2 separate regions of the Homo sapiens genome follow, and region 1 is linked to region 2. A link is an interaction called in ENCODE POLR2A ChIA-PET data of the cell type or tissue named here. Cell type or tissue: OCI-LY7. All regions are shown on one strand. Links, peaks and the distances in the headings refer to the core of each region. The heading gives the core; the rest is flanking DNA. Region 1 has its middle 28 kb from the start of IL21R. Region 2 overlaps NSMCE1 (NSE1 component of SMC5/6 complex).

Region 1 (5,239 bases), core at 240-5,239, 120 kb after region 2:
AAGGTCAGTAGCTCACCTCACGGGACCTTGGGGTGGAGCATGGTGACAGCCATTCCTACCCCAGAGGTATCTGCTGGGCAGCCAGAAGCCACAACTCAGCCCACTTCTAATCCAGGAACCAAGAGTGACCATCTTGATTTCTCAGCCCTTTTGTTTTTTCTTTTTGAGACGGAGTCTCGCTCTTGTCCCCTAGGCTGGAGTGCAGTGGCTCAATCTCGGCTCACTGCAACCTCTGCCTCCCGAGTACAAGCAATTCTCCTGCCTCAGCCTCCCAAGTAGCTGGGATTGCAGGCATGAGCCACCATGCCCAGCTAATTTTTTATTTTTAGTAGAGACGGGGTTTCACCATGTTGGCCAGGCTGGTCTCAAACTGCTGGACTCAAGTGATCCGCCCGCCTTGGCCTCCCAAAGTGCTGGGATTACAAGCGTGAACCACCGCGCCTGGCCAAATTATCAGCCCTTTTTGAATAAGAAGACCTGCATTTTTATTTTGCACAGTGCCCCTCCAATGATGCAGCCATTCCTGATGCGGGGTCATTCCCTCTCTCCCAGGCTGAGCTCTCTTCTCCCTCTGGACCCTAAAACACCATCACTCCCCTGTGTCTTCACCTGCCTCCCTCTGCTGGCCTTTCCTCATTGCCACACATATCTACTCAAGTCTTTCCATCTTCAAACAGCCCAAGCTTCCCTCCACCCCGGCTCCTATTTCTCTCTCGCCTTCTCTCCCCCAGCCACAGTGCTTGTGCTCAAAAGCTGTCTCCTCTCTTGGGCTTCACTTCCTTCCTCTGCACCCACTCCTCTACCCTCTCTGTGCAGAGTCGGCCTGACTCTGCTACTAAACTACTTTCACTGAAGCCAGCTCCACCACCCAAGCCAAGTCTCAGTTTCAATCCCTACTACTCTGTGGCACTAGCATCTCCCTCACTCCTGAAACTCGGCCCCTCTTGGTTCTCTGACACTGGCTGTTTGTTCCTGTCCAGTCTCTTTTTCTTTTTTTCTGAGGCAGAGTCTTGCTCTATCACCCAGGCTGGAGTGCAGTGGCGCAGTCTCAGCTCACTACAACCTCCATCTCCCAGGTTCAAACGATTCTCCTGCCTCAGCCTCCCAAGTAGCTGGGATTACAGGCACCCACCACCACCACACCTGGATAATTTTTTTGTATTTTTAGTAGAGACGGGGTTTCACCATGTTGGCCATGCTGGTCTTGAGCTCTTGATCTTGTGATTCGCCTGCCTCGGTCTCCCAAAGTGCTGGGATTACAGGCATGAGCCACCGCACCTGGCTCCAGTCTCTTTTTCCAAGGTCTTCTCCTCTGCCCTCTCTTACACGTTAGGGGTCCGCAGGGCCCATCTGGGGCCCTCCCCATCTCCTCTCCTCTTTCCACAGAGTTAATTACAACCTTCACTAAATCTGTACTGGAGTCGCATGGATCAGGAACTGTGTGGTCCACAGCCCAGCACTGTGCTTGGCACATAGAGCATACTCAATAAACATTTACTAAGTGAATGAATGAATGAATGAATGATGTCTTCTAAATATATCTCCCCAGCTGAGATCTCTTGCCTGAACTCCAGAGTTATACATTCAACTGCAGTTGGGTATGTCTCAGTTTCCACATCTCCCACCCAAACATTTTGCATGTCCTAGCTAGTAGCCATTCCTATCTCGTGTGACATATGTTATTATATATTGTATATATTATTAAGTCTTTTATTTCTTATTTCTCACCAGGTCTCCCATATCTCCCCCAAAGAAAGTAGACTCATGGTGGGCAGAGATTTCAGTTTGGTTGGCTCATTGCCTTATCCCAGGGCCTAGAACAGTGCCTGGCACATAGTAGGTGCTCAATAAATACTTCTTGGCTGGGCACCATGGCTCACGCCTGTCATCCCAGCACTTTGGGAGGCCAAGGCAGGTGGACTGCTTGAGCCCAGGAGTTTGAGACCAGCCTGGGCAACATGGCAAAACTCCATCTCTACAAAAAATACAAAAAGTAGCCAGGCATGGCGGTGCATAACTGTAGTCTCATCTACTGGGGAGGCTTAGGTGAGAGGATCGCTTGAGCCCAGGAGGTCGAGGTTGGAGTGAGCCACGATCACGCCACTGCACTCCAGCCTGGGCGACAGAGACCCTGTCTCTAAATAAATACACAAAAATAAGTAAATAAATAAATACTTCTTGAACAGATGAATGGATCTCCACAGAGACATCCCCACATCTCAGATTCAGTATATCCAAACGAGCTCTTTCTCATCCTCGCCAAACCTCCTCCTTCTGGTTCCTGGTTTTGATTGCTAAAGCAAGAGAGCGGGTGCTCCTCAATTGACTACCTCCTTCCTCCCTGCAGAACTTCCGGTACTGTGAGTCTGTCCCTGGGACCCTGCTCTCCAGCTCCTCTGTTCAGCCATGTCAGCCTCCCTATTGTAACCCCTGGGTTTATGCCGGTAGTGTCTTTATCAAACACTCCCCCATGCCAGGACCAGGACCATCTTTGTGACTGCGTCCTTCCCTGCTCCCTGGGGTCCCTAAGATGATTTTAGGTGGCATGTGGGCATAGTGAGCTGAGAAAACAATTCCTTTTTCAGTTCTCTTTCTCTTCTCCAGATTAGCCTACCACAGGCTGCAGCATCTAGCTGGAAGTTAATCACTCGGTTTTGGTTTCAATGGGCTTGTTTTTACAGTTCCCTTCTATTTACAGTAAAGGATCCTGATCTTTCATGTGTGATGGTGACAATGTTTCATTTGACAATAAAGTGATTTAAACAAAGCGAGGAGGCCAATATGAAGAAAATGTAATGATGGAGAAAAAATGTAAATACGGCAGAAATGACTTGTGTGCATAGGGATGAGAGTTTGGGCAACACTGGCGTACAGGCCCTGTCCAAACCTCTTTGTACCTGGCCCTGGTTCAAAGTGAGAAGTGAGGCTTCTCATGTCTTCAGACACATGACCTGACCCCTCTAGACACCATCATCTGACTACACGCCACCACCCAGCCACAGTTCCCAGCCCACACCATGCAATTTCAACCTCCAAGCCTTTTCTCATGCCTTTCCCTCTGGCAGGCACGCCCCTCCCTACCACTCTTCCGGACGAACCCGGCTATCCTGCCTGCCCTGTATCTACTCTCCCTTCTTCTGACATCACCACCTGGTGGTCCTTGCCGGGACAGCGTCTTCCCACTCGCAGTTCCAGAGAACTGATCTAACTGCCAGAGAACTGATCTAACTCCTAGCTTTCCAACAGGGCACATGACTCAGGCTTGGCCAATCAGAGCATTCCTTTCCCAATCTGAAGATTGGTTCAGGGACAGGCATATGATTAAAACTGACCAATGAGAGCTTTTCCTGGTAGCATCATTGGAACCATTAGGAAAACATGCCTTCTTTCCTTTGGGCTTTGAAAGCTGGTAGGTGGTAGGTCTTGGCTTCTGAGGTCCCTGCTTTTCTTTGGCCACCAATGAGGCTTCCTCAGCTTGCTTGAGAATGAGACTAAAGCCAATACAAAAGAAAGCAGATCCCAGAGTAGAACCTTCCAACCTGAAGAAATTATTTGAGAACCTTGATCTATCCATGCCTGAAACTATATTCATAAACTTCTTATTTATTTTTAAAATGTATTATTATTATTTTAGACACAAGGTCTTGCTCTGTTGCCCAGGCTGGAGTGCAGTGGCACGATTATGGCTCACTGCAGCCTCAAACTCCTGGGCTTAAACGATCCTCCTGCCTCAGCCTCCTGAGTAGCTGAGACTACAGGCACAAGTGACCACGCCTGGCTAATACTTGTATTTTTTGTAGAAATGGTGTCTCGCTATGTTGCCCAGGCTGAATGTTGCCCAGGCTGATTTCAAACTCCTAGTCTCAAGTGATTCTCCTGCCTCAGTCTCCCAAAGCTCTGGGATTACAGGTGTGAGCCACCATGCCCGGCCTAAACTTTGTTTTTAAACAGGCATTTTTGTCACTTACAACCAGAAAGCTCCCTGTGGTTGAAACATAAGCTTATTTATTTATGTATTTATTTGAGATGGAGTTTCATTCTTGTTGCCTGGGCTGGAGTGCAATGGCACTATCTTGGCTCACTGCAACCTCTGCTTCCCAGGTTCAAGGAATTCTCCTGCCTCAGCTTTCTTAGTAGCTGGGATTACTGGCACCCACCACCACGCTCAGCTAATTTTTGTATTTTTTAGTAGAGATGGCATTTTGCCATGTTGTCCAGGTTGGTCTCAAACTCCTGACCTCAGGTGACCCACTCGCCTTGGCCTCCCAAAGTGCTGGGATTATAGGTGCGAGCCACTGCACCCAGTCATAAGCTTATTTTTTATTGAGATAAAATTTATATGACGTAAAATTCACTATTTCAACCACTTAAAAATATATAACTCAGTGGGTTTCAGTGTATTCACAATGTTGTAGTACACACATCTCCACTATGTAATTCCAGAACATTTCCACCATTGCCTCTTCTCTAAAAAAAAACCAAAATCCTTATCCATATCTGTAGGTCCAAATCGTCCTCCCCTGATTCCCTGGCAACTGCTGTAAAATATCATCTTCTCAGGCCCAGTGGCAGCAGGCCTTTCCCCGTGAGTCCTCCCCTCGATGGGGGGCAGAATTGTTCTCTCCTTTGTCCTTGGGCCTCTTCGATCACTTATTGTAATCGTCATTTATTGCAATTGACTACTTGCGCCTGTAGTCCCAGCTACTCAGGAGGCTGAGGCAGGAGGATCGTTTAAGCCCAGGAGTTTGAGGCTGCAGTGAGTCATAATCGTGCCACTGCACTCCAGCCTGGGCAACAGAGCAAGACCTTGTGTCTAAAATTTAATATAAAAATTATTTTTTATATTAAATCATGGAATATTTCAAACATACAGAAAACCTTGTCTCCTGTATGTCTCCTATCATGCCCCTTGATGACAGGGACACAGATTCATTACTTCTTCTGTGCCCCAATCCTCAGCCTAGAGCCCAGCCCAGATTAAGTGTTCAGTAGAAAAACAAAACAAGGCCAGATGGGGTGGCTCACGCCTGTAATCCCAGCACTTTGGGAGGCCAAGGTGGGCAGATCACAAGGTCAGGAGTTCAAGACCAGCCTGGTTAACATTGTGAAACCCCGTCTCTACTAAAGACACAAAAAATTAGCTGGGCGTGGTGGCATGCCCCTGTAATCCCAGCTACACAGGAGGCTGAGGGAGGAGAATCGCTTGAACCCGGGAGGCGGAGGTTGCAGTTAGCCGAGA
Region 2 (5,487 bases), core at 233-5,232:
CGTCCTGCAACCTCTACCTGCCTTAGTCTCCCTGAACTCTCATCTCCATCTCCTCAACGCAGGGAGGCTGCCTAGCTCTGCCTGGGTTTCCCCTGTGCCATGGCCTAGAAACTTTCTAAAGGCACTGAGCTGGGGCAGCTGTACTGCTCACTCCCACTATCGCTTGTGGCAGAAGAAAGTTACTTGGTCTTTCCCCCAGGTTCCTGGTACAGAACTTCTAAAACTCTTAGAATTCCCTGAGTCATATAGGTGATAGAAGCATCTTTTGCTCTAATGAGGCAACTCTTGGCAGGCCCCTAGGATGGGGGCTGGTCACCAGAATGACCAAGCCTCAATAAAAAACATGGAACTTTCAGCCACTCCCCAATATCTGAGGAGAAGAGAGGGACTGGAGATGGAAGCACTCGTCAACGGCCAGTGACTGATCAATCATGCCTGTGTAAAGAAACCTCCATAGAAACCCAGGAATGGCCAGGCACGGTGGCTAAATAAATATTTCAAATCATTTCTAATGGTGGATTCACAATTTTGTGGGATTATTTTTCTTAGAGTGTGCCAAATTCAATAATCAACAGGCCCTATAAAACCTGAAACTGGGCTGGGTGCAGTGGCTCACGCCTGAATCCCAACATTTTGGAAGGCTGACGCAGGATGATCACTTGAGCCTAGGTGTTCGAGACCAGCCTAGGCCACAGAAGAAGACCCCCGTCTCTACAAATAATTTAAAACTTAGCCGGGCGCGGTGGCTCATGCCTGTAATCCCAGCACTTGGGGAGGCGGAGGCAGGCGGATCACCTGAGGTCAGAAGTTCGAGACCAGCCTGGCCAACATGGTGAAACCCCATCTCTACTAAAACCACAAAAATTAGCCGGGTGTGGTGGCTCACGCCTGTAGTCCCAGCTACTCAGGCGGCTGAGGCAGGAGAATCGCTTGAACCTGGGAGGCAGAGGTTGCAGTGAGCCGAGATCTTGCCATTGCACTCCAGCCTGGGCGACAAGAGCAAAACTGTCTCAAAAAAAATAAAAATAAAAATAAAAAAGAAACCCTTGAACGACAGGATTTGAAGAGCTTCGGGTTATTAAACACACAGAGGCGTTGAGACGGTGGTGCAAGTAGAGAGGGCACGGAAACTCCATGCCACCCCCACTTCCCACAGCTGGCCCTGTGATCTCTCCTATGTGGCTGTTCCTGAGTTGTAGCCTTTATAAAAAAACCACGTAAGTCAAAATGTAAGTAAAGTGTTTTCCTGAGTTCTATGAATCATTCTAGAAAATTATCAAATCCAAAGAGGGAGTTATGGGAACCACTGATGTACAGCCATTGGTCAGAAACACAGGTAGCCCAGGACTTACAACTGGTGTCTTAAGTTGGGTCAGTCTTGTGACACTGAGCCCTTTAACTTGTAGGATTTGATGCTAACTCCAGGCAGATAGTGTCAGAATTAAACTGAATTATGGAATGCCCAGTTGTTATCTAGAGAACTGGAGTAGTGTTAGAAAAGATACCACATCAAGTGTCAAGAGAAAAAGAAACCCTCATTGCCCATCTCTCGAAAGATCACTGGCCTTGACTGACGAATGTCCAGTATTTTATACTTTGTCCATTTTTGAATTGTTTCAGGCAAGAAGGTGTACTGAGCCCTGTTGCTCCATACTGGCCAAAAGTGGAAAACCTCAAACCCAAGCCTTCTCCACCACCCCCGAGGCCTCCTGTGCCGACTTCTATCAAGGAGGCCTATATTGGAATCATCTGACCCCTTGTCTGTATGACTCATGAGAGCCATGGTAAAATAAAAATTCAATCTCTGAGTCACCAGTCCCTAGCACAGAGGCCTGGCTCACTTGAGATTCTAGGGAAGCTTTGCTGGTTGAATAAACGTATGTGTGGATGCAAGTCCTGGCTCAAAAATCTAAGGTCCTCTAAGAACACAGGTCCCTAGCGCCATTCCGAAAGGCTCGACCCAAGGCCTGCACTGAACTTGAGAACAAAATCTAAACTCTTCACTAGCCAGGAGAATTGGGGACTTTGTTTCCCCTTAACGACAGTAAGAAGAGAACCCAAACCAAAGCCTAGAATAAGAAGTGATTTGATAAACTGGACAAACACCCTGGGAAATGGCAATTAGAATAACTTGCAATTTCAATCACTCCTTTGTTTCATAATTTTCCTAGAAGCTAAATATTTTTCTATTTGGTACAAGGGGATTTTCCTGGCCATCTCTTCAAAAGATAGGAAATTAATAATATTGGGTCTTGCGAGTATTCACTTAAGTTTAGATAATTTCTGTCATTTCCTGTTTAAAATCTCCCTAATAACAAGAACATGCAGTAACAAGTTTTTTGGCATTTTTCTTAAATGAAGATAGGACAAAATAGATTGTTCTACCCTGTTCACCCTGGCCATAACCATATCTAGGTGCAAAGAAATGGTACACAGTGTGAAGAATAAATCAATTCCTAGACACATTCTACAGGACTTTCCTAAATTAGATCATAACAATTTTAAAGGTCAAATAAAGGCAAAAACACTTTCAGTCTTAGTACCAAGGCATCATGTGGCTCCTTGCAGTGAGCTGTGAAACTTCCCCACCAACATGAAAGCTTACAGTCAAGACTCACAGGAGAAAAAAAGAGAAAAGGACTAAATTGTCGTGTAAATAAGAGATTCAGGATTAACACAAGCATTCTTTTATTTTTTTGAGATGGGGGTTCACTGTGTTGCCCAGGCTGGAGTGCAGTGGTGCAACCTCAGCTCACTGCAACCCCCACCTCCCCTGCTCAAGCGATCCTCCTGCCTCAGCTTCCTGGGTAGCTAGGACCATAGGTGTGTGCCAGCACACCTGGCTAATTTTTTGTACTTTTGGTAGAGACTGGGTTTCACCATGTTGCTCAGGCTGAAGACAAGCGTTCTTATGCACATTTCTGGAGGATATTGAGGGGTAGGTTTAAAGTCCAACCATGCTTTTTTTTTTTTTTTTTTTTTTTTTTTTTTTGATACATGGTCTCGCTCTGTCGCCCAAGCTGGAGTGCAGGGGCAGGATCTCAGCTCACTGCAGCATCTGCCTCCCAGGTTCAAGCAATTATCCTGCCTCAGCCTCCCAAGTAGCTGGGACTACAGGCATGCACCACCACACCCGGCTAATTTTTGTATTTTTAGTAGAGATGGAGTTTCACCATGTTGACCAGGCTGGTCTTGAACTCCTGACCTCAGGTGACCCACCCTCCTCAGCCTCCCAAAGTGCTGGGATTACAGGTGTGAGCCACCACACCCAGCCGCTACTATGCTTTTTAAAGAGCAAGAGAAACTAGCTTAACAGGTATAACATCCCCTTTCAATACAAAAGTCTCTCACCAAAGATCCTTCTCTGCTGGTACAACTGCGGCGCATCTACCTTCACCACGGAGATGGTTCTCAAACCTAAAACTGTCTCTCTCACTCTCTGCTTTGAATACTTCAAGAGGGCCACACTGTCCGCAGAAGTAAAAAGCCATTACTATGGTGTATAGGGTTCTTCATGATCTGCAAACCTACACACGAAAAGAATGTATTCTCTTCCCACACATCATATATTCTTGTCTAGGGATTCCCAGGGTAGGTTATCAGTAGGTCAATTAGGTTTGGATACACAGAATTAAACACAGTTCAACAGGCTAACTTGTTCCTGGCATTACTGAGCTCCCAGAATTCCCCATGGAACACCTCCATGGACCAGTGCTCTGGAGAACGCAGATGCTACTCTCCAGACACTTCAAACTGCTTCTTCTCCGTCTAACACGCCACCTTCTTTTATTCCTCCTTCCTTTGCACACCTTGAAAGAATATTCGTTTCTGTTCTGTCTCCCTCTTCTTATTCCCATTCACTGCTCACCTCTCTGGGATCAGGCTTTGAACTCTAACATGCTGCAGAAACTGCAGTGCTCCAAATGTGACACCTACCTTTTCTCGTGTCCCTTCACATTTTGAAAAGTATAAAATGATCTTCATCACTTTTGAATGCATTTGCATGCAAAGGCATAAAAGTGGCTGGGAAGAAGATGTAATGCACTCATGAAGTGTTTGCCTTTGGGGACAGGAGGGACACCCTTTCTGGTGTCCCTTCGCCCTTTCACAGCTCACTGCAAGGAGCTACAGGATGCCTGTGGACTAAGAATGAAAGCATCTTTTTGCCTTTTTTTTGTGTCCCTTCACCTGTGTACTTGCTCCCTGTGTACCTGTACACGCCCTTTCTCATACCTCTTGGCTTGGCTCACTTCTATGTCATTTTTTATCTTTTTCTTTTGAAAATTAAAAATACAGAGAGAAAGGCAGAATAAGGCAGAATAAAAACCAAACGCCTGCATTCCCATTCATCAGAGGTGACAACCAGTAGACTACACTAATTAATGTCATGTTGTTAGGCTAATAATGTCACGTTGGCTTCAAGACTTTTCTTTTTAATAAAAGAACATAACAGGATAAAAGTGAAGGGTCCTGTGATCTCTGCTGACAGCCCACTCCCACTCTGCTTCTCCTCACAAGCACCTCACAAGTGTCCTGCGTCTTCTTCTGGTCCACTTTTATACCTTTACATGCAAATGCATTCATAACCAATGAAAACGATTTTGTACTTCACAAAAAAACAACATAATCACATCATACAATTACTCATCCATCACCTTTGTCACTGCATAAAATCTAATCAGTAAGATCTACCCATATTGGCACACAACTCAACAATATCTGCCAATGCTAATTCGACTGATCTATCAACACTGATCCTACTGTTTCTTCCACCATCTCCAGTTACTTAGAACTTAGCACCATGTCCTGTCTCCAAGGGCTTCTTATTTGCCCCTCCCAGTGGCCCCGTAAGATGCCCCAAATGCCTTCAGCTGACACAGGGCAGGGACACACTCTTCAGGTCCGGCCCAGTCTAAGGCTGTGCCCTTAAGTGTTGTGCTAAGCTCCCCCATTTTTTTGTTTTATAATTTATTTTCTTTTTTTCAAATAAAAAAATAGAGAGGGTCTTGCTACATTGCCCAGGCTGGTCCCAAACTCCTGGCCTCAAGCTATCCTCCCACCTTGATTCCCAGAGTGCAGGGATAACAGCGTGAGCCACCGCACCCAGCCAAGCTGCCCTGTGTCCATCAATACCCCACTAGGCACTGTCTCTGCGCCACTGTCTTGTACATATCATGTCTCTCAATTCCCTGAACCATGCACTTACTTATGTGTTAAGTACAATTACTATCCTCACTTTACAGATACAGAAACTGAGGCTGGGGCAGGTCCTGGAGGCTTGGTGTGAACCACAACTATACAGCTTTAGACTCTAAGTTTTTATCCACAGGGCTAAATGTCAGGTTTACTTGGAAAAAAAATAAAAGTGGAAGATGAAATTAGAAAGATGGGCCCGTGTAAGATTGTGAAGAGGCTTGAATGCTCAGCTCAGGAGTACCGGTTAACAAGTTACATGGTATTGTACCTATGTCACTGGTCCCTGATCAA

What was found. ChIA-PET counts read pairs that join two places held together with the same protein. Peaks named below come from ENCODE experiments on the same cell type or tissue, not always from the same donor. Only the 100,000 strongest peaks of a DNase experiment are listed, where the experiment ranks them.
Region 1: POLR2A ChIA-PET joins it to region 2 with 5 read pairs; 11 of 35 experiments call an interaction of 5 or more read pairs at or near these places.

Annotation. Positions count from the first base shown.
Region 1 is chr16:27,371,980-27,377,218 of GRCh38, forward strand. No RefSeq gene overlaps it. Among named protein-coding and RNA genes, the nearest start is that of IL21R, 28 kb to the right of the region's middle. RefSeq lists enhancers at 2,204-2,383, 3,069-3,363, 3,134-3,253. In OCI-LY7, for the core only: CTCF peaks have their summits at 3,154 (motif pointing left) and 3,360; DNase peaks (open chromatin) are centred at 784, 2,352, 2,922, 3,252 and 1 weaker place; H3K4me3 peaks cover 1,185 bases; H3K27ac peaks cover 1,726 bases.
Region 2 is chr16:27,251,906-27,257,392 of GRCh38, forward strand. All of the region lies in intron 2 of NSMCE1 (NSE1 component of SMC5/6 complex), which reads right to left. Among named protein-coding and RNA genes, the nearest start is that of NSMCE1-DT, 14 kb to the right of the region's middle. In OCI-LY7, for the core only: no CTCF peak of the experiment used is centred there; no DNase peak of the experiment used is centred there.